Linked DNA regions of Homo sapiens: all the other regions are linked to region 1. The links are chromatin loops, found by intact Hi-C in ENCODE. Cell type or tissue: MCF 10A. All regions are shown on one strand. Links, peaks and the distances in the headings refer to the core of each region. The heading gives the core; the rest is flanking DNA.

Region 1 (8,142 bases), core at 58-5,057:
CATGCTGCTACCCTGTTCCAAGTCCTGCCATGACTGACTTCACATTACCCTGAGAATGAAATCCAAATTCTACAGCCAATTATTCAGCCCCTGCCTGCTTCCTTTTGCTCCCCGACCTACACTCTCCCTCCTTCAGCAGGCCCTAGTCATTCTGGCCTTTCTTCTATTCCTCAAACCTACCAAGCCCTTTCCCTCCAGCCTGTAACCTTTCCACTGTCTGTGAGCATCCTTCTGCTGGACCATGGGTCTGATCCCTACCTTACTATGCTTTAATAATGCCGTGCCATGTTTTCTATGAAGAAAAACATGGGGTGATCTTACTTCTTTATTTACTGTCTATCTCCTGCCTGGAATGTATGCTTTTTGAGAGTAGCAAACAGATCTGTCTTGTTTACTGCTCTATCTGCAGTTCCTAGAACAGTGCCTGGTTTACAGCAGATGCTGAGTAAGTAATTGTTAAACTAAATGTTAGATGAATTTTAAAATATATTAAGTATCCACTTCACACTGAACACTAGAGATTTTAAAAAGGAAAAGGAAGAATGTTTACCCTAGAGGGATTCAAATCCTGGTGACTTCAGGCAGTTGGTTTTTCTACTCTGTTATACATCCATTAAATTTTGCTCAGCAACTGGCAGATTCCTGGAAATTCAGGTCACCTGATTTCCAAAAATAGTCATCCACTATGATTCCAGATGATTCTATGGTGAAGTGATTATGCATCTTGTTTTGCCTGGGATAGACCCTGTTTACCTCTGTTGTCCAGCCACAATCATTGGTAGTGCCCCTTTTGCTCTCAAATCCCAGCTTAGATGATAAATTATGTGGTTACCCTATTCATTGATCAGCCAATTCATAAACATTCTTAATTATTTCTGTTAAAGTGATTTAACCATATAAACTACATCAATTCTGAAATATGGGAGGTCAAATCATATCTCTGGAAAGGGGTAATTTCATTAAGTTAAAAATAAGACAAAAGATAGGATGGACACAGCTCCAATTAGTGAGTCCACCAATGAAGCCAGAATTTCTCAAGACACATTCAACAGTTCTGAAAAGTGCAAATAAGATTTTACATGCAAACTATAACACAGGTCAAGGACTCTTTATTGTGCCAGAAACCATTCTGCAAACGTCACTTGCATTTCCTCATAATTACCATTATGACTCCTATTTTACAGATGATGAAATTGAGGCTCAGAGAGGCTAAATAATCCATCCAAAGTCATACAGAAAATGTGAAGTTGGGGACCCAAATACACCTCTTTGTGATCTCCTGCCCCAACTACTATGCCCATTGCTCTTTAAACAAGTAAACAAACGTGAATAATTTGATTAATGTTTCCTGTGTTAAGTAGTTTTGGGAAATGCTAGGTTAAACTATGTTAAATAGTCTGCTTTTCTCTGGGATTTTTAAATGTTTGTAACATTAGTGTGCTTGGCGAATCTTCAGTGAGTGATGTGGGTACAGTGTCGCCCTCACTAATTGGGCCATGGCACCCTTTGTGTCAGGAGGGAACTAAAGCTCAGAAGAACAAACATTGGCAAAGGCTGCTCTAGGAACCCTAGCAGGGCCAGCAACCCGCTTCTCTGTGGGTCAACCCTCCCCTTGTGTAAACACAGACCCACCGATGGAGTCTGAGTCAATGATCTTTGAGGGGGCTCCAATTTTCTCAGCCCCAAATAGGACATCATTCCTGGATCCCCTAGGCTTCAGGGGCCCTACCAGTCCACTACTTACATCAGTGCTTTTGACAACTCTTCATTGTGCCTTTTCACTTCCCATGTTAAACTTTCTGATTTGTTTGTTTTCACCTTATCTTCTCATTTACAAGCCTAGGAGTCTCCACAGGGGACCATATAAGCTGGTTTTGGCCAGTGTGCTACTACATTGTAACAATTGAAACCTCCTGAGCATTTAGGGTGCAGGAGCTGAAGATGAGAAAAAGAAAGACTTCTCATAGAAAAAGAACAAATGTGCGGGCTATTCTGGTCCTTTCTAAGATTTTTGCTTGCGGGGAAGAGTTGGAGGGCTAGGGAGATGGATGTGGAGGAGGACAGAAGAGAGGGTGGAGGGTTGTATCTGCATTTTTCAGCTAAAGATGTTTGTGCCTTCTGAGTCCAGTCTAGGGTGCTTTGATTCCGGGAAGATGGAGGCTATAGATAAAGAATTAATAGTATCAAAATCTGCCCCCCCACCAGTCCCCTCACTGCAAATGTGGGGAGGTGCAACTAAGCTGACAAGTGTTTGGGTCCCTAGCGCAGTAGGGTTGAGTTTCCAATGGCCTTTGTCACTCAGTCATGGGCATCTTCCACTTCTCTTTCTTCTCCCCTCCCACCTCCTGTACCCACCCCTCGAAACCTTTCTGCCTCCACTTGTACGACTGAAACTGACAGGTTTCAGAAGCCAGTCTACTACCGTGACCCAGGCAAGCCTGTTCTTGCATCTGGAATAAAGAGGCTGATCTATTGGTCCATGGCCTATGTACCTGATACAAACCATTAAAAAAAAAAATAGAACCACTCAACTATTCTCCACCCAAGATTTGCTTCCTATGTTTTATCACTGTCCTTTAACTTGGGTGGGAAATGTTTTTGTTTTCATAAATGCTCATGAGGCTTCTACAGATAAGCCCCTATTAAACTATATTTAAAGGGATTGTAGTTCAAATCAGTATGCACAGATACCAGTTTCCCACCTTGCCCTGTGGACTTGTCAGCAAAGCATCTTTGGGATCTTCATGTTGTCTAAGAGCCTTGGTCTAAAATAGATCCCGAATGGGCACCCTAGAGGGCGCACTGCTTACATTTTCGGCATGCAACGCCAACAGCGCTCGCTCCCAGGCTCCATAAAAGGGGAGGAGGCAGATCAGTTTCCTCCTCTCATTGAGAAAGAAGAGGATTGGAAGGCCGGGCGTATAAAGCCGCGCAGAGAGCGTGAAACAAAGCAGTCGGCTCGGAATTGGACTTGGGAGGCGCGGTGAGGAGTCAGGCTTAAAACTTGTTGGAGGGGAGTAACCAGCCTGCTCCTCTCGCTCTCCTCCTCGTCTGCGCCGCGTTTCAGAGGTTGCCCATCAGCCTTGTGATTTATTTTTATATCTGCTTTTTATAAAGAGAGAAATATATATATATATATATATTTTTTTTTTTCTTCTTAAGAGAAAATTCCTGTTCCAAGAGAAAATAAGGCAACATCAATGAAGGAGAGAAGAGCCAGCCAGAAATTATCCAGCAAATCTATCATGGATCCTAATCAGAACGTGAAATGCAAGATAGTTGTGGTGGGAGACAGTCAGTGTGGAAAAACTGCGCTGCTCCATGTCTTCGCCAAGGACTGCTTCCCCGAGGTGAGTGTGGCCGGCCGCGGCTTCCACGAGGGGGTCGGCCAGTGGGATCCCAGTCCCGAGGTGGGCCTCCCCGCTTTCATCCGTTTTCCCTTAAAAAAAAAAAAAAAGAAAAAAAAAAGTCTTTCTCGGTCCTTACTACTTTCCCCTGATTAGACTGCGGGGAAAGGGAAAGTGCGCTGGAAGCTTTTAGGGTTGGGACGCGCCTGCACATGGGCTGGTTAGCTCCTGAAACTTGTTCGTTCCTGTGTGCATAACCTGGGGTTGGGAGATTCGGGTCAGCAGATCTGTGAGAGCCGGGTGGGGTGAGTGGGGAGTAGGACAGGGGTTTCGGAAAGGGTCCATGTGCTTAGTGTGTGGTCTGATGTGTGAAGGTTTTCTTTCTTAACTGGGGAGCGGGGAGGGGAAGGGTGTTCAATGGGTGTCGTGCGTTTAAACGTAACCTCTTTGCCCTCTTTCCTTCCTCTTTTGCCCATTTTGTCTATCCAGAATTACGTTCCTACAGTGTTTGAGAATTACACGGCCAGTTTTGAAATCGACACACAAAGAATAGAGTTGAGCCTGTGGGACACTTCGGGTAAGAGTGGGAGGACCGCGTGGCGCTTGGGGCGGGTTTCCAGTCGCTGGGGGATGCGCGGCGGGTCTCGGGAAACCGCGCGCTACAAGCCGTCTGCGCCCCTCCCAAGGGATTCCCACGGTCCCTGTTGGGCGAAAATTGTATCCCTTCTGGGTGGGGGCGGCAGACGACAGCGTGGACGAGGAGATAGCAGTGGGGAGAGGAGAGCGCTGTGTGCCCGCAGGGTGACCCCGCGGTTGGAGCCACTAGTGGCCAGGCGCAGTCCGCCCGCGGAGTCGTGGTCAAGTCGCCTTGGGTCGGCCGAGGTGGCCCGATACTGTGGGGTGTTGCATGGGCGCTGCGTGCGCCTCGGCGGAACCACCCGGCTCAAGGCGGGCGCCCCTCCTAGATCTAACCTGCTGGTTGGCGGGGAGGCGGGGAGCGCCGCGGGGGTGATGGGAGGCGGGAGAAAATCCCAGAGGCGACGCGGTTACGTGCAATTGCCGCTGTTGAGGGAAAGAAACTGAGCGCAGGCAGCCGCGGCGCCCGTGACGCCTACACCCAGGAATGCGCTGGTGGCGCAGGGGCCGGGCAGCAGCTGAACCTCCTCTTCGCGCTGCCGGCCGCCCGCGGTGCCTCGGTGCCCACCTGTACCGAGCTTTTCCCTTTTTCCCCCACTCCATCCCAGTGATCACGTCCGTTTCCCCTTCACCACACCAGCCCCTCCTGACCTCTATTGCATCCCCCACTCGGCTTGCCTCCAAGGCCGCGGGCAACACTATTCGCCTTTGACCTTCCAGTCTACTTGAATTATTGGCGCCGCGGTGGGTTATATTCATGGGTCTGAGGTTCAAGGCCGGGTTATTGCTTTCCCATGCGCCCACCCACCTACCTGGCGCGCGGTGGTAGGGAGGGCTAGGTACCCTCCCGGTGGGAAGGCATCCGGCCCCCCGGCTGAGTTAGGGGTTTAGGCCAGGTCAAAGGCCGGGGAGTGGCAGGGGGGCACCATCTGAGGTCTTGGGCTGGGACATAGGCACCCGCCGCCCTAACCAGCGGTGTCTAGCGAGTTTGTTTCCAAGAAGGGTGTCGGCTATGGAAAAGCAGGACCCACTGGGAAGGCTGGGTAAAGGCCCCTGCGCTTAGGGCTGGGAATTTAGCAAGGAGCTGGGTTGCTGGCGGACCGAGCCAAATCCGGGTGAAACTGGCGAGGAGGAACGCGCAAGTGCCAACAAGCAGGTTTGCTGTTAGGCGGGGAGGCCCCGAGGTGGAGCCGCGCCCAGCGGGGAGTGGCCTCGTGGAGGTGTTTCTGTGAGCTTCCCACAGAACCGCTGGGCTTGAACCGCTGGAGCCCCCGAGGGACGCGGGGGTTCAGAGAGCAAGAGGAAGGAACCAGACTGACAGGGTCGCCAGAGGCAGTCCCAGCACAAAGGCAAGCGAGAAGTCTCGCACGAGCGAGCGCCTCTCATGGTCGGTGCCAGATGCTCCGACTGCTGCAGTGAGAAGGGCTGATTTTGTTTCCCCCTGGAGTCAGGCTCTTTCTCAGCCGTTCCAAGGGCAGCAGAATCAGGACTTTGCCGCCGTGTTTTCTGTTGGGGATGGTACACAGACTCGAAACTCTGGAGAAGGTGTTGGTAGACAGAATTCAAGTGGTTCCTTATTTCAGTAGTTCCTATCAGAATTATTTTACAGCCTGGTACTTAATGGGCTCTGATTCCCAGACATATCATGGTATGTATTTGTTATGCCTACTGGATGGCACAGCTGGTGTGGTACCGATAATAAGCACCAGTACTCCCTGCCCCAACCGGCAGCCCTGTTTGGACCTAATGCACGATAAAAATTATTTTGGCACGGGGTGGAGCAGTGTGTCTGAACCAGTCGTTGATACAAAGCTGTGTTTAGATCTTAGCTCCTGGTTACCATGGATTTCTGTGTGCAAATCCCCTATCTCCCTGGGTCTCATTTTCATCATCTGTAAAAAGAGGACACTGAGCTAGATGATGTGCAGGATCTCTCCCAGCTGTACACTTCTTGGCTTTATTACGCTGGACAGGCAGGTCTTTTTGTTTCCCAGGATGTTGGTTGGCTTCAGCTCTTAGTCTTAGGGGATCTGGCATCCCGTGCTGGGGTTTTCACAGCCTGCAAAGCAAGCCAGGTTCTGGGCAGAGCCAGGCTTCCTGGTGGATTTAGGAATGAAACCCATCTGGACAGGGAGGGGGAATGGGTGGGCTTATAGGAATGCTGGGCTATACATTTCCTATCTCAAGCTTCAAGAGTGACAGGACCACCAATGGATATTTCGGAATAGATGCCTAAAGGGCTAAATTGATTCTTTTAGGGGAGAAAAGGCACATTGTTTGATAAAGGCTAGAACATAAACCAAAATGTGGGCAGTTTGTAGTTGGAGGCTGTCCTTCGTATGTGCAGGTAAATACCACTTCAGGTATCTTCATGCATTTAATCAAAACTCTGCAGTTCGTAGACTCTGCACACATAGCACAATGCCTTGCATACAGCAGTTATCCAATAAAATCTGATGAATGAGTAAATGAGTAATGATATGCATAGTTGCCAAGGAGATGAGGTTCCCTGACATTTATTCACACTGAATTACCTGTGCACAAAGAATGGCAACTTTATAAACATTGCCTTTCATCGAATTAAAGATAATCATCTGAAATGAATTTGTAGTGAAATAATCACTTGTCTTTTTATTTAATGAAACCAAAACTTATGTATGTTTAACTAAAATATAAAGGTTTGAAAATGTGATGAAGAAAATTTTGTACTGCAAAATTATCCGGTAATGAAATCTTAGTTAGAATTTAGATTTAAACAAATGGAAAAAAGAGGCATAAGGGAATTATTTAGAATTCCATTATGTTGTTCATGAGGTGAAATGTTAGTTAGTTAAACACAGTCACCAAGCACTGCTTACTTAAATTCTAAGAATAGCCTGTTTCCATCAAAAGTGATTTGTTGTTTATATCTAGCAGGAACCATTGAATCAGCAACTAATTATTTCAAGGATCTTTAACATTTTTCCATTTAATTCCAAGCTTTTCATGGCAAATTTCTGGACAGGACTATTTTTTGGTAAATGTTTGACATTTTCTTTGCCCACTAAAACATTTATTTAGTTCAGATTGTAAAAATAATTGCATATGCCTTATGCCTCTTGATACATTTATTTTTTCCAAAGGCCATCAATATAACTCTGGAGAAAAGATCCCAGCCAAGTCTGTAAAGTTCTAAATGTCAGATAAATTGCACTTTTTATTTCCCTCCTAGAACTTTGTGAAAGAGACTTATATAGGAAAAATTGGGTGTGCCTGACTGCTCTTATATAGGGAGAGATACGGGATGAACATTGTCCTTTGAATGATATTTCCTGTCCTGTTTACCCTCCTAGCAGAAGGGCAACCATTTAGAAGACAGAAACAGTTCCTCTCTTATCTGGCCTCTTTAGTTGGACAGCTTCTCATAAGGGGTCTACTTTTGCCCCCAGCAGTCATGATCATGCATAGGCAAACTCTGCCAATTTGGATGTGAGAAAGACTACCAAGTGAAAGTAGGATATGTGAAGTCTCTTTGCACCAAGAAAAAAAAATAATTTCCTGCTTTTTAAGGCACAGTAACTTAATATTTCCTTCCTTTCTCCCTTTCTCCATCCATCTCTTCCTTTTTTCCCGCATCCACTATAAACAGGCCCTCTGTCAAGACCTTAGAGATACAGTGTTAATTAAGCATGGTCCTGCTCCTAAGAAGCAGACAGTTCAGGTGGGGTAATGGAGAAAAAGAAGCTCTTCTGGTTTAGCGTGTATTTCATTAACAACTCATGATGCACCTAATTTTGTCAGGTCCTTGAACCCCAGTGCCCTTTTCCACTTGGTTGCAATGTTTTTCCTTTGTCAGACATCCTAGGGCTTATAGATCCTCTGGATCCTCTTCAGATAGGAAACAGCTACCCCCGCACCGCCCCCCCCACCCCCGCCCATTGCACACACCAGTTAAAGCAACTACAAAAGGCATTTTGCCAGTCAATTCTTAGGGCTACAGTACTCCAGCCCCCCCAACAAAAGTAAACAAAACCTTTGTAAAAATGCTGTAGGAATCATCTAAAAGAGGGAATTTTTAAGGCCCATAACTTCTTCATTTTCCTAAAAAATATTTTTCATTATAAAATGAACATTCTTAATAGTTGCAGAAATGCTCCCATTGATTTTCAAATTTCACCCA
Region 2 (8,230 bases), core at 1,394-6,393, 300 kb after region 1:
TAACCTTCAGATGGGTTTTTGCATGGGGGTACTTTTTGTTGATATTGATTGCTATTGCTTTCTATTTATTGCTTTTCCTTCTAGCAGTCAGGACCCTCTGCTGCAGGTCTGTGGGAGTTTGCTAGAGGTCCATTCCAGACCCTGTTTGCCTGGTTATCACCAGCGGAGGCTGCAGAACAGCAAAGATTGCTGCCCGCTTCTTCCGCTGAAAGCTTCATCGCAGAGGGGGACCCGCCAGATGCCGGCCAGAGCTCTCCTGTATGTAGTGTCTCTTGTCCCCTGCTGGGAAGCATCTCCCCATCAGGAGGCATGGGGGTCTGGGACCCATTTGAGGAGGCAGTCTGTCCCTTAGCAGAGCTTGAGTGCTGTGCTTGAAGATCAGCTGCTTTCTCCAGAGCTGGCAGGCATGAACATTTAAGTCTGCTGAAGCTGCCCACAGCCACCCCTTCCCCAGGTGCTCTGTTCCAGGGAGATGGGAGTTTTATCGGTAAGCCCTTGACTGGGGCTGCTGCCTTTCTTTCAGAGATGCCCTGCCCAGAGAGGAGGAATCTAGAGAGGTAGTCTGGCTACCAGGGCTTTGAGCGCTGTGGCGGGCTCCGCCCAGTTCGAGCTTCCCAGGCACTTTGTTTACACTGTGAGGGGAAAACCCCGTACTCAAGCCTCAGCAATGGTGGACACCCCTTCCCCAACCAAGCTCGAGAGTCCCAGGTTGACTTCAGACTGCTGTGCTGGCAGCAAGAATTTCAAACCAGTGGATCTTAGCTTATTGGGCTCCATGGGGGTTGGATCCGCTGTGCAAGAGCACTCAGCTCCCTGGCTTCATCCCCTTTTCCAGGTGAGTTAATGGTTCTGTCTCACTGACATTCCAGGAAAGCCTACTTTTTGGATATATGTCCTCTAATCTATTTAGAAGGGACTCGTCCCTTTGCTTAAGGCCTGGTGGGATTTCCTCTGGGTGAAGTTTAATGGGAGTAGTCTATGAGAAGCTTGTGAGTTTTCATCAGCAACCATCTGGCCCAGAAAGTCTATAAAAACTATATGTCTTCCTTTTGCTGAGATACTTACCTGAGTGTCCCTACAGAAGACCAATTATGGGTTGTAGGCAAAATCTGTCTTTGTACCCTCCCATCACCAAATAAATTATTCCATGTCTGATCCTCACGGCTACTTGAACTGATTCCCACTTTCTCGAAAAGACTGAAAGAAAGCAATAAAGGGAATGCTTAAATTTTTTGAGCACTGTATTTGATAAGGAAAAAAAGATGTAGGAAATCATTTGACCCACTTCCATCTCTCCTTACTCTTGTGAAATTTTATGTCTCTAAGATGTAAAGAAGATAAATGGTCAATCTCTAATAAAGGAAGCATTCCTAATTTTCCAAGAACTATTCTGTTTGTGTTGTTTCCTCTAGTGCATTGTTAAAGTTTTCCTCCACTGCTTTTCCAGTTAATGATTTTGAGGACAATATCCCTTCCATTGATCTCTAGTTTGATAGACAGCAGAATGAAGTTGTGTCTTCTCACTATTGCCTCTTGAACAGAGAGAAGGAAAAGGGAAAAAAAAATTCCATCTTCAATGAAGACAGGAAATGGCTATGACCACATACCACAAAATTATTAGAATAACTTGCCAAGTCTTGCGAGACAATACCAAGGACAGACGCACATTCTGTAGAATTCTGGCAATGTTTCAGCAACAGCAGACATTGCTGTTTGTCTAATGGAAAATGGAAAACTAGTTTTTTGCCCATTCCCTCCTCAGGCTTTATTCTTCGTCGGCAGAGCCTTGGTTTTTGTGAGTATGAGGTGGTCACAAACTTCAGAGACTAATTATGATTAGTTGTAGCCCCCGATCATGATTTGTCCTGGTTTGAGAATGAGAAGTGACACAATTCTGGAAAATGTATGCAACAGTGTGCTTCTGGGAAACATTTTCTCATTTTAAAAAGGGACACAGGGGCCAGGCACGGTGGCTCACGCCTATAATCTCAGCACTTTTGGAAGCTGAGGCAAGTGGATCACCTGAGGTCAGGAGTTTGAGGCCCGCCTGGCCAGCATGGTGAAACCCCATCTCTACTAAAATTAGCCAGGCGTGGTGGTGTGTGCCTGTAGTCCCAGCTACTCAGGAAGCTGAGGCAGGAGAATTGCTTGAACTCGGGAGGCAGAGATTGCAGTGAGCCGAGATTGCACCACTGCACTCCAGCCTGGGTGACAGAATGAGACTCCATCTCAAAAAAAAAGGGACACAAATAAGGTTAAGCCTCTTTAGGGCCTCTGAATAGCATTATCTGCATGTAAGGCTTGGAAATATGGCACCTGGGACCGCAAAGGGAGCCAGCCTAAGGGGAAAGTGAGTGTGCCCATTTTGGCAGTCAGAAAAGATGCAGAGGATTTGAGTGTTTCATAAGGTCTCTGTTCCACTGAATAATCACCCTGAAAATGCTTTTCTCATCATTCTTCAACATGCAAGATAATGCATGTCCTAGTGGTTTCAGCCTTCTTACTCATAGTGAAAATCATCCTAATATAGCAGGGTCCTCAAACAGTAGGGCTATCTCTGATGGATCCAACACTCCTTTACTATTATAATGACAAAATCTAGGGGTGAAGATTATCTGTGGAAGCACCCTTTAACCCTGGTTCTTAAAACATAATGGAGACATTGTGGGAAAGGGTTGGCTATACATCTATTTGAGCATTAATAGATAATAATCTATTCAGATGTAGTATTAACAATAAGCAAATGTAGGAGTCATTTAGATCACAAGAGAAATATTTAAAAATGTTGAGAATTTCAAAATAACAATATAATTAACATACTCTTGAAGGTGAAATGTGATAGAAATATAACTAGGTTAAATTTCTGATTTTTCACACTGGAAGTTGATTGATACTGTTTAAAGTAGGCAAATCAAGCAGCAAATGTTTAAATGTATTATTTGAAGATACATACGTATATGTATATATATGTATTATTTTAAGAGATCTGTAAGAAAAATTTAAATTGAGAACATAATAACCAAAATCAAGAGATGAAGTAGAGAAGAAAAGTGGGAGAAAATACGAATGTTCCAGTTCATTCACTGTTTAAAAGGGACAATTCATATACACTCTGTAAAAATGAAAGAAATAAGAAGCATTATTGTTACAATTTGTAAACATCAACACTACAGGATCTAAAAACAGAGAATGTACTCTCCAAGCTACTGGTTGGGAAACATAACCAAAACAAAACATGGAGACAGATCATATATAAAAATTAGACAATTTACAAAGCAGCAATGACAAATCATATAAGAACTAAGAACAAGCCTATCTGTCATGTCAGTAAATGTAAATAAGATGAACTCAAGTTTTAAAAGAAAGAGACTCTCAGATTGGGAGGAAAGCCTCAAGACCTGAGGGGGTTAATGAGGTGCTGACAAGGTATAAGTGGGGAGAGTAACCCATCTGTCCCCAGTTTTAAGCTGCACTTGTTTTTTTTTTTTCCCAAGTAGCGCTGCTTGTGTTTAGAATTTCACGAAGTCTTTTATGAAAACATTTTTCTTCGGCTTAAGGCTCTGAACCTTTCTGTTGATAATAAAATTCTATTTCAAGCTGGATTAGAGAGCTGCTATGCCATCCTCTCTACTGCTTTGACATTTCCAATCTTTCTCCTGGTGAATACAAACATTCCTTTCCTTTTCTTGCACCCTCAAAGAAGAGTTTCTGTACTCATCAAGTCAGAAGCTATCAACTACCTACCCTATTCAAGAACGTTAAGACCTCGTTTTTAACATTGGTCAGTTGAGATACCCTGTGATTCTAGTATCACAAGAATTCTTCCACATTAATTGAACAACCATTTGCTATCATGAACCAATTGCTGGCATTGCAAAGCTAAAGAAGTCTCAACACCACAGGCTGCATGTTATAGGCTATGAGCTTTATGATTAGGTTCAGAAAATAACAAATATATGCCATCAATATGGAAATGAATGCCACTGCAGTCAGATGGACACATCAGCTTCCATGTTTCAACAGACTTGAGTGGGTGAGTTCGTTAAAATAGCACATGCTTCTAAAGAGTAAATCAGGTTGACTGACTACAAAAAATCTTTAAAACCTCAGTGTGTATATTTTTAAACTGTTACATCATGGATAGGCAGGTCAAACTCCATTGCTGTTTAAAAGAGCAGTTTTCCACCTCAGTGGAAAAGACACCTGGATGATGCAAATAGGTATGGGGTATGTTGCAATTTGTTAGCTATGACAGTTAGTGTGTGAAAGTTTGAGAATGATTTACTGAAAAAAAACAACAAATTCAAGGTTATCTACATAACATCACACTCGTGAGTATTTTGATATGCATTATTGAGCTTGAAATAAAGGGATTTAAGTATAATTACTCCTCAGAGAATCCCAAATAAATCTGTGTATACCCACGGGAATATGTATAAACCATTGGCTTAAATGCTGATGGTTGAAGAACAACCTAAAAGAAGAACTTGCAAAGGTGCTGAAAATAAATAGTATAGGGAGATTAGAAAAATAAACTGAGAGCCTGCCCCCAAAATGCTTGTATTTCCCTAGCAAGTCTAAAGTAGCTACGATTTTTTTTTTGAAAGAAAATAAACACCTGGGAAAACCACCAAGAACAATGTGTAAATCCCCTTCCTTTGTTTGTCCAAGGAACTACACTGAGCCACCCGAAGAAGCATAAAATCTGTGGAATTTTTGTTCCCTAGGAGGTGGAATACAAAACCCTGAATAAGCTAGGATTGCCGTCTTTCATAACCAACTATAATTTTATTGATTTCCACGTGTTATCCAAGTCTTATTAAGAGAGATGAGAAGTCTGCCAAAGCAAATAGAAAGATGCACATACTGCCATCTGAGTTTTATGTTACGTGGGCTACACCTATTGATGGAATTTAAAATTGGAGGTTGCCAAGAAGCCAGAAGGAAAGTGCAGGGTGATTTATGTTCTCAAAACACAGATAATACTCTATATTAAAAATTTCTACTTTTTTCCATGGAACTGCGTTCATCTTTTGGTAATAATATACAATACATTTTTCAATGCAAAATAATGATTTTTATCATTGAAGATCATTATCTATCAATTATCATTGTAGATGGCTAAATGTGGTCAGTCCTTGACTTATGCTTTTCTTCCCCCATAAATTCCAGTGAAATAGTTTAGATTTTATTAAAGTTACCTTTCAGGATTTATATAGAAAATAGTCAAGACTTTTTTAAAAAGCTACAATTATTTAACATTTCATTGAAAAAATCAAAATTTCAACAGACAATAAAGTGGAATCATTTATTTTTGCATATCCTTTGATATTTCCTGAAGATTAAGGGTCTATATTTATAGGAATCCTCTATAAACCAGTCTTAACTAATGATTACTCAGCTTCTGTCATGCTAGTTCTGTCTACTCCTTTTACTCACGTATTTGCTATATAGTAGAAATCATATTTTCATATAAAGGATCTTAGATACTTTAAATCATGGATCTTGATTCTCTTTGACATTTTCTTTCTTAGTCTAAATATTTAGAGGTCCTAAAAGGTCCTCTATTTTTGAAAATGTGGACACTGTTTCACCTTTCAGTTTTAGGGATGTTTTATTTCTGGATCATGGTGATTGCCTTTTTTTTTTTTTTCTAAAAGAGATGAAAAACAATTTCAAGATTGAATGCTTAAATTTAGCTCAGTTTCTATAATTAAAAGTGATAAAGGAATTATAGAATCTCACCAATATTTTGCTGAGGAATAAGACAAAGAGATTCAACCAAAAATGATTAAAAGTAGTGATTGGCAAAAACAAATAAATCACGTTTATATTTGTTTCGCTTGGGACTGAACTCGTAGTAGTTAACAGATATCCCTATAAATAAGGGCTTAAACTCAAAGGTATTGTTTGGCTTAAGAGGTAAAACGTTGTTAAGGATTGTGTTAGTTCACTTTTACACTGCTATAAAGGAATACCCAAGGCTGGGTAATTTGTAAAGGAAAGAGGTTTAATTGACTCACAGTTCCACATGGCTGGGGAGGCCTCAGGAAACTTACAATCAAGGCAGAAGGGGAAGCATGCACCTTCTTCACAAAGCAGCAGGAGAGAGAAAGAGTGTATATAGGAGGAAATGTCAAACACTTACAAAACCATCAGATCTCATGAGAACTCACTTACTATCATGAAAACAGCATGGGGAAAACTGCCCCCTTGATTCAATCACCCTCCACCAGGTCTCTCCCTCAACACTTGAGGATTACAATTCAAGATGAGATTTGGGTGGGAACGCAAAGCCTAACCATATCAAGGATAAGTATTGCAGGGCTGGTATGACACCTCAAAACTGTGATTAAAGACACAGACTTCTAGTGTCTTCCTGCTCTGCCTTCCACAACTTGTAGGTTTTGATTCTGTGGCTGAAAGGCTTTTTGCACGTCTAAGGTACAGAATCTATCCTCCAGGAAGGAAGAAGGGCACAGTACAAAAGGCAAAAGATCAAATGGAACATGGCTGGAAGACTCCCTTTGCAAAACTTCCCCAGAGGTCCTGCTGATGGACTTCTGCTCATACCTCATTGGCCAGAACTGGGTCACATGACCATGTCAAGTATAAGCAATCTGAGAAACTGAATCCATCCCTTTAACTTAGCACAATGGTGTGGTGCTCTAAGGTTCTCTTGGTAAGGAGGGAAGGGAATGATAATCAACAGTACCTGCCACAATACCTACAGCATTGAAAGCCTTCAATAAGCTGGTAACATACATGCATACATACATGAATCAAAACACAAATATTGCTAATTTTATTTGTATATTTCATTGAAAGGTGCTGTTTTCACCATCCATCCATTTATATAATATTTAAAATATCAGTAATAATTACATGTATTTTTAAAACTTATAAGCAAACATATAGTTACTTATTTCATATTTTTGTGTTGATAGCCTACACGAGGATTTTGTTTTAAAATATTAAATGAAATACTTCAATATAAGTATCAATCAAGTGAAAGGGAAAAATAATGGATGAGTTATTCTTAATTTCCATATCCTTTTATGAAGTTGTACAAAAGTGTGGAAAACAAGAGCATCAGCTGATTCAATTAAACCTAAATAATAATAATGGCCACTATTGATTGAGTCCTGTATGTGACAGAAACTTTAGATATTTTAATTAACTTACCCTCACAGCCCTTTAAAGAGTCAAGATTTTTCACTCCATATTCTAGATGAGGAACTTGCGGCAGAGAATGATTAAGTCAGTTGTCTAAAGTTATACAATTAAATAGCAGAGCTAGGATTTAAACTCAGGCTTTTTGGACACAGAGACCACACTTAACCACTATGCCACAATGATTAAATCCAAAATGTTATAGCGTTTATTTACCAACTCTTTGCATGCTTTGTGACAAATAAGTGTATATTAGTAGAGACTAAAATAAATAATTTTTAAAGTGTGTAAGGATCCAGCCTTCCATTTCCAGGGCATATTTGTTTTATCCGGGTTGTCAAAGTAGCATCTAAGATAGACAGAACATTGTCTGAAGAATAAAATGAAATTTAAACAGGATGAATATTATATTCCTGCATTTATGTTCAAATATCATGGCAGAAATATATGGAAAAAAGTCTGATACAATGCATTTATAAAATACTTCTAGTATTTGCCTAAAATAACATACATGCAAGTGCTTTCAATATTTCAGTTGCTATATAAGTGATATATATTTTTAATAAACTTCAATCACTGTAAATCTAACAGGCTCATGCTTACCATGTAGATGGGAAGAGAGAAAATGATGAGGTTGTTTTAGCAAGAAAAATAGAGACTCCATAAATTTGTTGAGAAACTACTTTGTTCCAGACACTTGCTGGGAATGCAAAGATCACAAGACGCAATCTCTGTCTTTAAAGTATGCAGAGATTAATGGGACAGAAACAATTAACAGATAATTTCAAAAGCCTAAGAACTGTGATCAAGATAATCACAGTCTTATGGGGTCACAGATAAGCCTGTACGCCAAACTGAGGGAAGTAGAGACAGTTTTATGACTGTCCAATGGTTTATTTCACATTTTGAACACTGGGTTAGAGTCAGGCAGAGGAGGGGGAGGTGGATGGGTGCTCCAGGGACAGACGGCATTAAGCAAGGCCTGTGGAGATGTCGTAGCAGTTCCAAGTTGATTGACAATAATGGAGGGGAATGGGGTGACGAGGGCACAGGAAGT
Region 3 (8,230 bases), core at 1,394-6,393, 99 kb before region 1:
ATTGGGCATGACTTCCAACAGAGAACACCAAACAACGCTGGCCTTAATTGCATCAGAATACATACAAACATCATACATACATCAATATACCTGTAATTTTCAATCATTTCATGTTTTACTTCTTGAAATCCTGATCTATTTGGTTTCTTATCTCCTAGGGTTTAACCTCTAAAACTAGTTGACAAAAATTATAATGAACAGAAATAATTTTTAACAGGTAGATAAAAATAGGTCTTAATTCAAATCAGAGAGTTTTGGAAAAGTCAATAAATTTTTAACATGCTCTCAGTATATCCAAATATTTTGAAAAGTGAGTTCTTTGGAAGTTGCCATAGCAGCAGGTATTTGAGACTAGAAATATCTTTGAGTTTATATGTTATGTTGGTGTCAAAATTGTCTTATTATAGAAAGTGTCACAGATTTTCCATTCAGCATTACTTGGTAACAGTCACGGCAGGTAAGAAAAATCTGAGGAAAGTACCAAGGAAGGCAACTGCTAATACTTCCTTGTTTAACTTAGCCTTTCTAGGCAATTTAAGAAAGAATGAAATACATTACCCAGTGCATATTTCATTCATTCAGTGTAACTCTATTTTTTTAATAACGATATTCAGCACATATCAATAACTAGGTGTATTTATCTGCCAAAGACACACATTATGCTTCACATAATACTTTCAATTTTACTAGGCTAGTTTTGTAAACAGAAGATGATTACTTATTCAACAAAGATCAGACAAAGTAAAATAGCAGAAATGTTAGATGTTACCTCTGTGGTGACATCCAGGGATTCCCCTTCAGGGTGGATTAACTTTACATAGGAATCTAAAATAATTATGACTACACATGCTGAAGAATGAAATGTTCCCATCAGGCAATGATTACGACCAGCATCAAGATAGAATTTCAGCAGGCAATCAGAAATCACCAATTATGCAGAGTATATGCAAGAGATAATGTTGTTGGTGCATAAAAAAGCAGGAATGAATAACTGGATAAGATTTTTAAAGGGAGCAGATGGACTCATTTTGGCTCCTGACAGTTGACTTGTGCGTACTGTATGCACCTGACCCATGGTAACAGCCAACTACCCACACTCATTTGCAAAATGCTCTTCAACCACAATGATAGAAAACAAAGCAGAACAATTCTTGTTCAAACAGAATCTATTTCTTCTATACTTTATCTACCCAAGCCCTTTACTTTTCCCAAAAGCACGAATTTCTAATTTACATTTCAATGATGCATGTAACAATTACTTTATGTGTTTGCCAGCATGTTTTTTGAGATGCTTGTTATCCCACCACAACAGGAGCCACCATTATCTAAGATTTTTCTTGCTGGTTATTCTCTCTCTCTCTTTTATTTTTTTTGAGACGGATTCTCACTCTGCCACCCAAGCTGGAGTGCAGTGGTGCGATCTCAGCACACTGCAACCTCTGCCGCCTGGGTTCAAGCGATTCTCCTCCCTCAGCCTCTGGAGTTCCAGAGTAGCTGGGATTACAGGTGCCTGCCACCATGCCCAGCTAATTTTTTTTATTTTTATTTTTTTTTAGTGGAGATGGGGTTTCACCATCTTGGCCAGGCTAGTCTTGAACTCCTAACCTCGTGATCCACCCACCTCAGCCTCCCAAAATGCTGGGATTACAAGCGTGAGCCACTGCTCCCAACCTGGTTATTCTTAGTGAACCTTTACAGCTTTCTGCTATCAAGGATGGATTGAAGTTTGCAGATTTGGGGCAAGTTTCCATAACACAGAAACAAGAAGGGACATTAGTTTTTATGTAGTTCACGTTTCCACCTTTGAGATGTGAGATAAAGTACATAGAATCAAATACCTTGTCAACAACTAATTCGTGGCAAGGTCAAAACCAGAATGCAGGTGTCCCTAAAACATAGAAGCATAAACCACAATAATTTATTTCTCATAATGTTGTGAGGTGATTGGCTGACTTTTCTGCTGGTTTCACCTGGGCTTACCTGTATGGTTGCATTTAGCTAGAATGTTATCCTGGCCAGAAGGAACAAGATGGCTTCACTCGTCTTGCTGGCTGGGGCACATAGGCTCTCTTTGCAATGGGCTCTTGTCCTCAGGGGGGCTGGGCCAGCTCCCTTTACATGGCAGTCTCAGTCGGTGTTGCAAGAGAGCAAAAGCAAAAGTTGTAAGAACCCTTAAAACCTGGCCAGAACTGGCACTGCCACTCTTGTCCCATTCTGTTGGTGAAAGCTGGCCATATAGACAGATCAGATAAGAGAAGGAGAAATGGATTTCACTTCTTGATGGGAAGAATAGCAAAGAAACATTGCAAAGGAGCATGGTAGAAATCTCCCTAGGTTGTTTGTAAATGCTTTTCTATGTTCGGTCAACAATCTCAACGAGGAAGGACTACATTTCTGTGTCAGCCCAGCCTCTTCATCATTTGCGTCATTGTTGCTGTTGCAGCAAATGGGTTCATCCTAGTTTTTCTGCAAACACTTGGCCAACAGCCAATTTGTAGGGAAATTTATCTGATTTTGGTTGTTTGGCTTTATATAACAGTGAAAACTTTTAAACCATCTAGTAAAAAATAACTAGGTTCTCTTTTAAAATTAACTTGATTTGTAACCTAATACATTTTACAAAGTAATAAAACCTTGAGAAAGCCTTTTCCTGCTCTTAAGTCGAATCCTTAAAGTTTGATTAGTTTCCAACTGAAAGCTGTCGGGTTGAGCAAAATGCCTGTGCTTACAGTTTATGAGAGATGCCATTTGGTAACCTGAAGGTGGCAGATGCAAAGGCCAAAAGTGGAGAATGGTAGTGCGGCCAGGGTCGGGGGCCCCCAGCTGCTTTTTTGATGGGCTTTTTGTCAAAGTCTCTCCTCTAAGGAACGTGACTCCATGCAAGTGGCTGTAGGTCTCAGAATAAATATTTCATTAGTCGTGATGGTTTTGAAAACTTAAAGCTGTGAAGGACACATTGGAATCTCTCTGATTTATGATAAAGCTGAAGGAAATTTGATCATTCCAGTCCTGCCATATGTAGCTGTGAGAAATGTGCAAATGAATTGAACTAGCAAACCCCACAGATTTTGTTTCTTGATTACAAAAAAAAGTCTTAAGTCAGATCAGCTAACAGGCAATTTGAAACAGGGACTTAGCAAGGCAGCTGTTTTAGATGAAATTCCTTTCAGATGCTTCTTTCTCCCTTCCCCCGTCCATATTTTTCTTGCAAGGACTTAGAGCAGCTTATCTTCCAAAATTATTTTGGTGCTGCCTATCAGTGATTAAAAAAAAAAATAAAAGCCTGGCATAGTTCTGTAGGTGCATATGTTACTCCTCTATCAGTTTGCTCTTTGAGAGTGGGTGTTTTACCCATCCTAGTATGCCCACCAATCTTATTCTCTGCACATAATAATTCTTTATATGGTACATATAAGGCATTTAGCACAGAAGCTCAATAAAATGTACAAATCTTTTGAGTATATTATTAAATTTAATTATCATAAATATCTAGAGAGAAAGAGAAGTTAAATGACTTGCCAAACTTTATACAGGAGTTAGATGGCTAAACCAATTTGAACCCAGGGCTCCTGAGTTGTATCTAGGTTCTTTTTCTGTTACAACATGTTTGACATTTCATAATAGGTGCTCAGTAAATATTTATGGAATGAATGAATCCTCATTGTGATTGTCTTTGTTACCAGGCAATGCAGCTTAGTCAACAGAGCATATTTTAGAATCTAAAATTTAGATCAGCACGTCTGTTCTAAAACACAGTGATTCTTTGACTCTTGTCTTCGGTGACCCATGAACAGACCAGACTGGCCAAAAAGGAAGGAAGTGATTCATCGGGTCATTTGGACAAGGACTTCATTTCCCAATATGACAAGTCTTTCAACCCTTGCCCACAGTGATAGGAGCTTGGAGGTAATCAGGCTCAATGAACTGAATTTTCTTTTCTCTGTGGCATAGGTTCACATTCCTTTATCCAAAACTCTTAGATGAAAATTCAAAATATTTTAGATGTTAGAAAGGAAATACAGTGTATATTCTAAATATTCTGCATATACAGGCCTGAGGGTGCACCACACAATAAATATATTAAAATTTATACAGTGAAATAAATATTCTTAGTAGAATAAAGTCTATAAATAGCCTCACATCAGATTAAGGCAGATTTTGCCACTCAAAGAGCTTTGGAGCCAAAATTGCAAAAACATTTACAGTTTCAGAATTTTCAATTTTGGAATTGTGTATAAGAGATTGTAGACTTGAATTCTGGTGATAAGACGAGTCTCATAGAAATATGGGAAAAACTTTCTCTTGAGTGACATTTAAACATTTGGAAAGCAAACAAATGGACACACCGCTTCTCTTCTCTTCTCTGTCTGTGCCAATAAAAGAAAAAAGGCAAGAATTCTTTTCTAGACGGAAGATGTACCTGTATAATGTGCATTTCTCCACTGTCTCAATTTAAATATCCTTCCTTTATAGAGAAAAGCAGTCATGTTGCACCTTTTTAATGCCCATTTGAGTAAGTCCTGTAAGTCACGAGTTCCAGAGAAATCTACATTTCATTTTTATTGCATGTGAACCAAATATCTTACCTGACACGTGTCAAATGTATAAACACAATCTTCAGTTAAGTTTTTCTTTGTCTCTGTGCTTGTTCAGTAACCAAGGGCCTAATAAATGTTACTGGTTTTTTGGCCCAGTGCTGTCAGATTCCCTTAAGTCAGGCCCAATGCAGAAAAAGATCAATGTAGAATCAGTACAAATGCTGTAGGTTGGAGCATCCATCAGTTCAACCAGGAAGAAGGGAGTGGGGTGGGATGTTGTAAAATCATTACTCTTCACAAATTCTACCTCTTGAAATCAGAATCCAAATTTCCTCCATGTCATTTTCAAAGTTCAAAGAGAGTTATTTTCTTAAATTGCACTTCATTCTTTTTAGGAACATCTGTCCCGCTTGTTTCATCTTGTGTGTAAATGAGCTACAATAGCAAAAATTTCTGTCATCTTTGTCACTGATCTGGAATGAAAGTTACCAGAGAGTCTCTTGAGAAATGTGGTGGAGGTAATTGTGAACCCTACAAAAATGTGAGTCCTACATTGCATTTGTTAACCAAAAATCCTGGAAAATGGATATTTTCCTAATATCATCTCTAATAACCAAAATGTCTCTGCATAAATCACATATATAAGGAAGGTGCTTACACTTTCTAGAGTAATAACATTAATAAGAAATCAACTTCAGATAAAGAATAAAATAGCTATTTATGTGGCAAGGTATCTGAGATCTCAGATTATGAAAGTTAGCAAAATAAGATTAAGTCATCCAGGAAAAAGAAGAAAGAATCTACCAGTATGTTGGTCTCTTCTCACGCTGCTATAAATAACTGCCCAAGACTGGGTGATTTATAAAGAAAAAAGTTGTCTAATTGTCTCAGTTCCACATGGCTGGGGAGGTCTCAAGAAACTTATAATCATAGCAGAAGACACCTCTTCACAGGGTGGCAGGAGAGAGAATGAGTGCCCAGCAAACGGGAAAGCCCCTTACAAAACCATCAGATCTCGTGAGAACTCACTCACTATCACGAGAGCAGTATGGGGGAACCACCCCCATGGTTCAATTATCTCCACCTGGTCCAGCCCTTGACACCTGGGGATTATTACAATTCAAGGTGAGATTTGGATGGGGACACAGACCCAAACCATATCAACCAGTTATCTATTACATTTCTAGTTTGAGCTCCCTAATTCTTCTTTCAACTTTTATCCTTCTCTATAATGAGCAGCTAAAGTGACTGTTTACTATGAGAAGTTAGAGCATATTAATCCTCTACATAAAACTGTTTAGTACCTTCCCATTTCACTTTGGAAATATCCAAAATTTTTAGCAAACCCACAAGGCTCTATGAACTGGCCTGGGACTAGCTCTGAAGGTAGGCATGACCTACACCCCTGTTGACCATGCTGTCAACATACTGATCTTCCTCCAGCATTTTCAAAGTGCCACTTTCTTTCTTGCAGAGCTTTTACATGTGCTGTCTAAAATGCCCTATTCCAACTTGCTGGCCTTCAGGTTTCAAATTAAATATCATATCTTCAAGGAGTTTTCCCCTGGTGACGTAGATTTGATTTCAGATACTTACTCGTAAAATCTGGGCCTCATAAAATCTGTGCCTGTCTTTGAAAGAATCCCCAAATACTTTTCATTATGTGATTATTGGTATAATTTTGAATTCATTGCCTATTTTCCTACAAGCTTCTGATTTCTTTCAGGCCTGAAATTGCACCTGTTTACTCTTTACTCCATTCCCAGTGCCTGGAAAACCTCCTTGAACATGCAAAGCATCCATGAATACTTAAATGAGATGTGACTTTTATCATATATATCTTTTCTTATTGAAGAGTCCCTCACTTGTGAAGGGAGTCACTTGCCTTGTGCCTCCTGAACAGTTTCTCATAGAGGCGGAATGAACATAGTCATATTTCCCTAGGCAGTTGATGTGAGAACTGAAGGCAGCGGTTCATGATTCATGGGGAAAGGCCCAGGTGAGGATTGAGGCCACCCAATTCTCCAGGCTCTCCCCACCCACTTCAGCGTTTGTCAATTCACACTTCTCATTTGTCAAATGTGAAAATAATGCCTCCCCAACTCCTCACAAAATTATATCAGAAGTAGGCTGGGTGCAGTGGCTCACGCCTGTAATCCCAGCACTTTGGGAGGCCAAGGCAGGCAGATCATGAGGTCAGGAGATCGACACCATCCTGGCTAACACGGTGAAACCCCCGTCTCTACTGAAAATACAAAAAAAAAAAAAAAAATTAGTCGGGCATGGCTGCATGTGCCTGTAGTCCCAGCTACTTGGGAGGCTGAGGCAGAAGAATGGCATGAACCCAGGGGTGGAGCTTGCAGTGAGCTGAGATTGCACCACTGCACTCCAGCCTGGGCGACAGAGCAAGACTCCGTCTCAAAAAAAAAAAAAAAAAAAAATTAGAAGCAAGGAGATGAAGATGAAGGTTGTGTGAAACATGCTATATAATTTAACTATAGTAAATTCCTTTTTTTAACTTTTATTTTAGGTTTGAGGGTGCATATAAAGGTGTGTTACATAGGTCAACATATGTCCTGGGGGTTTTTTATACAGATTATTTCATCACTCAGGTGTTAAGCCTAGTACCCAATAGTATCTTTTCTGCTGCTCCCCCTCCTCCACCCTCCCCTCTCAAGTAGATCTGAGTGTCTGTTGTTTCCTTTTTTGTGTCCATGAGTTCTTATCATTTAGCTCCCACTTATAAGTGAGAACATGCAGTTTTGGTTTTGTGTTCTTGTGTTAGTTTGCTAAGGATAATAGCCTCCAGCTCCATTCATGTTCCAGCAAAAGATATGATCTCGTTCTCTTTTATGGGTGCATAATATTCCATGGTGTATATGTGCCACATTTTTTAATCCAATCTGTCATTGATGGGCATTTAGGTGGATTCCATATCTTTGCTATCATGAATAGTGCTGCAGTGAACATTCACATGCATGTGTCTTTATGGTAGAACAATTTATATTCCTCTGGGCACATATCAAGTAATGGGATTGCTAGGTTGAATGGCAGTTCTGCTTCTATCTCTTTGAGGAATCACCATACTGTTTTCCACAATGGTTGAACCAATTTACACTCCCACCAACTGTGTATAAGTGTTCCATTTTCTCCACTACCTTTCCAGCATCTGTTATTTTTTGACTTCTTAATAAGAGCTATTCCGACTGGTGAGAGATGGTATCTCATTGTGGTTTTGATTTGCATTTCTCTAATGATCAGTGATATTGAGCTTTATTCCTATGCTTGTTGGCCACATGTATGTCTTCTTTTGAGAAATGTCTGTTCATGCCCTTTGCCCACTTTCTAATGGGGTTGTTTTTCTCATGCTCCCACATACTTCTGTAATCTAAACCAAGCTGTACCAAAGGGAAAGAGATGTAGTTTTCCAAATACACCTCCAAATGATAAGAGTATTATAATAAATAAATAACAGAGATTCCTTGAATTATATGTTAGCTTTCTGGAAAACAGAAGACAACATTGATCTGAAATGCCTGGATCTGAAGAGTAGAAGTTCTTATTAGACGAGGAAAACAGTTACACCTGAGTAGTTACGTAGGCAAAGTAGTCTGTACCAAATATATTACCATGTACCTCATTAAGTAACTGCTAGCAAGATAGTGCTAACCCACAAAAGCAGATGAAAACAC

Evidence for each region. Hi-C counts contacts between places; a loop is a spot of excess contacts. Peaks named below come from ENCODE experiments on the same cell type or tissue, not always from the same donor. Only the 100,000 strongest peaks of a DNase experiment are listed, where the experiment ranks them.
Region 2: a loop joins it to region 1, with 7 times the contacts of the local background. A loop is called at or near these places in 7 of 110 quality-filtered maps.
Region 3: a loop joins it to region 1, with 3 times the contacts of the local background. A loop is called at or near these places in 3 of 110 quality-filtered maps.

What each region holds. Positions count from the first base shown.
Region 1 is chr2:150,482,476-150,490,617 of GRCh38, reverse strand. It overlaps RND3 (Rho family GTPase 3), which reads left to right and starts at 2,951. Exons shown (of 6, transcript NM_005168.5): 1 at 2,951-3,069; 2 at 3,163-3,350; 3 at 3,837-3,924. The coding sequence starts at 3,201. In MCF 10A, for the core only: a CTCF peak has its summit at 2,823; DNase peaks (open chromatin) are centred at 2,897, 3,637, 3,987 and 4,377.
Region 2 is chr2:150,184,945-150,193,174 of GRCh38, reverse strand. The region is part of intron 1 of LINC01818 (long intergenic non-protein coding RNA 1818); the gene reads right to left. Among named protein-coding and RNA genes, the nearest start is that of LINC01818, 20 kb to the right of the region's middle. In MCF 10A, for the core only: no CTCF peak of the experiment used is centred there; a DNase peak (open chromatin) is centred at 1,654.
Region 3 is chr2:150,582,557-150,590,786 of GRCh38, reverse strand. No RefSeq gene overlaps it. Among named protein-coding and RNA genes, the nearest start is that of LINC01920, 14 kb to the right of the region's middle. RefSeq lists an enhancer at 3,698-3,992. In MCF 10A, for the core only: no CTCF peak of the experiment used is centred there; a DNase peak (open chromatin) is centred at 3,796.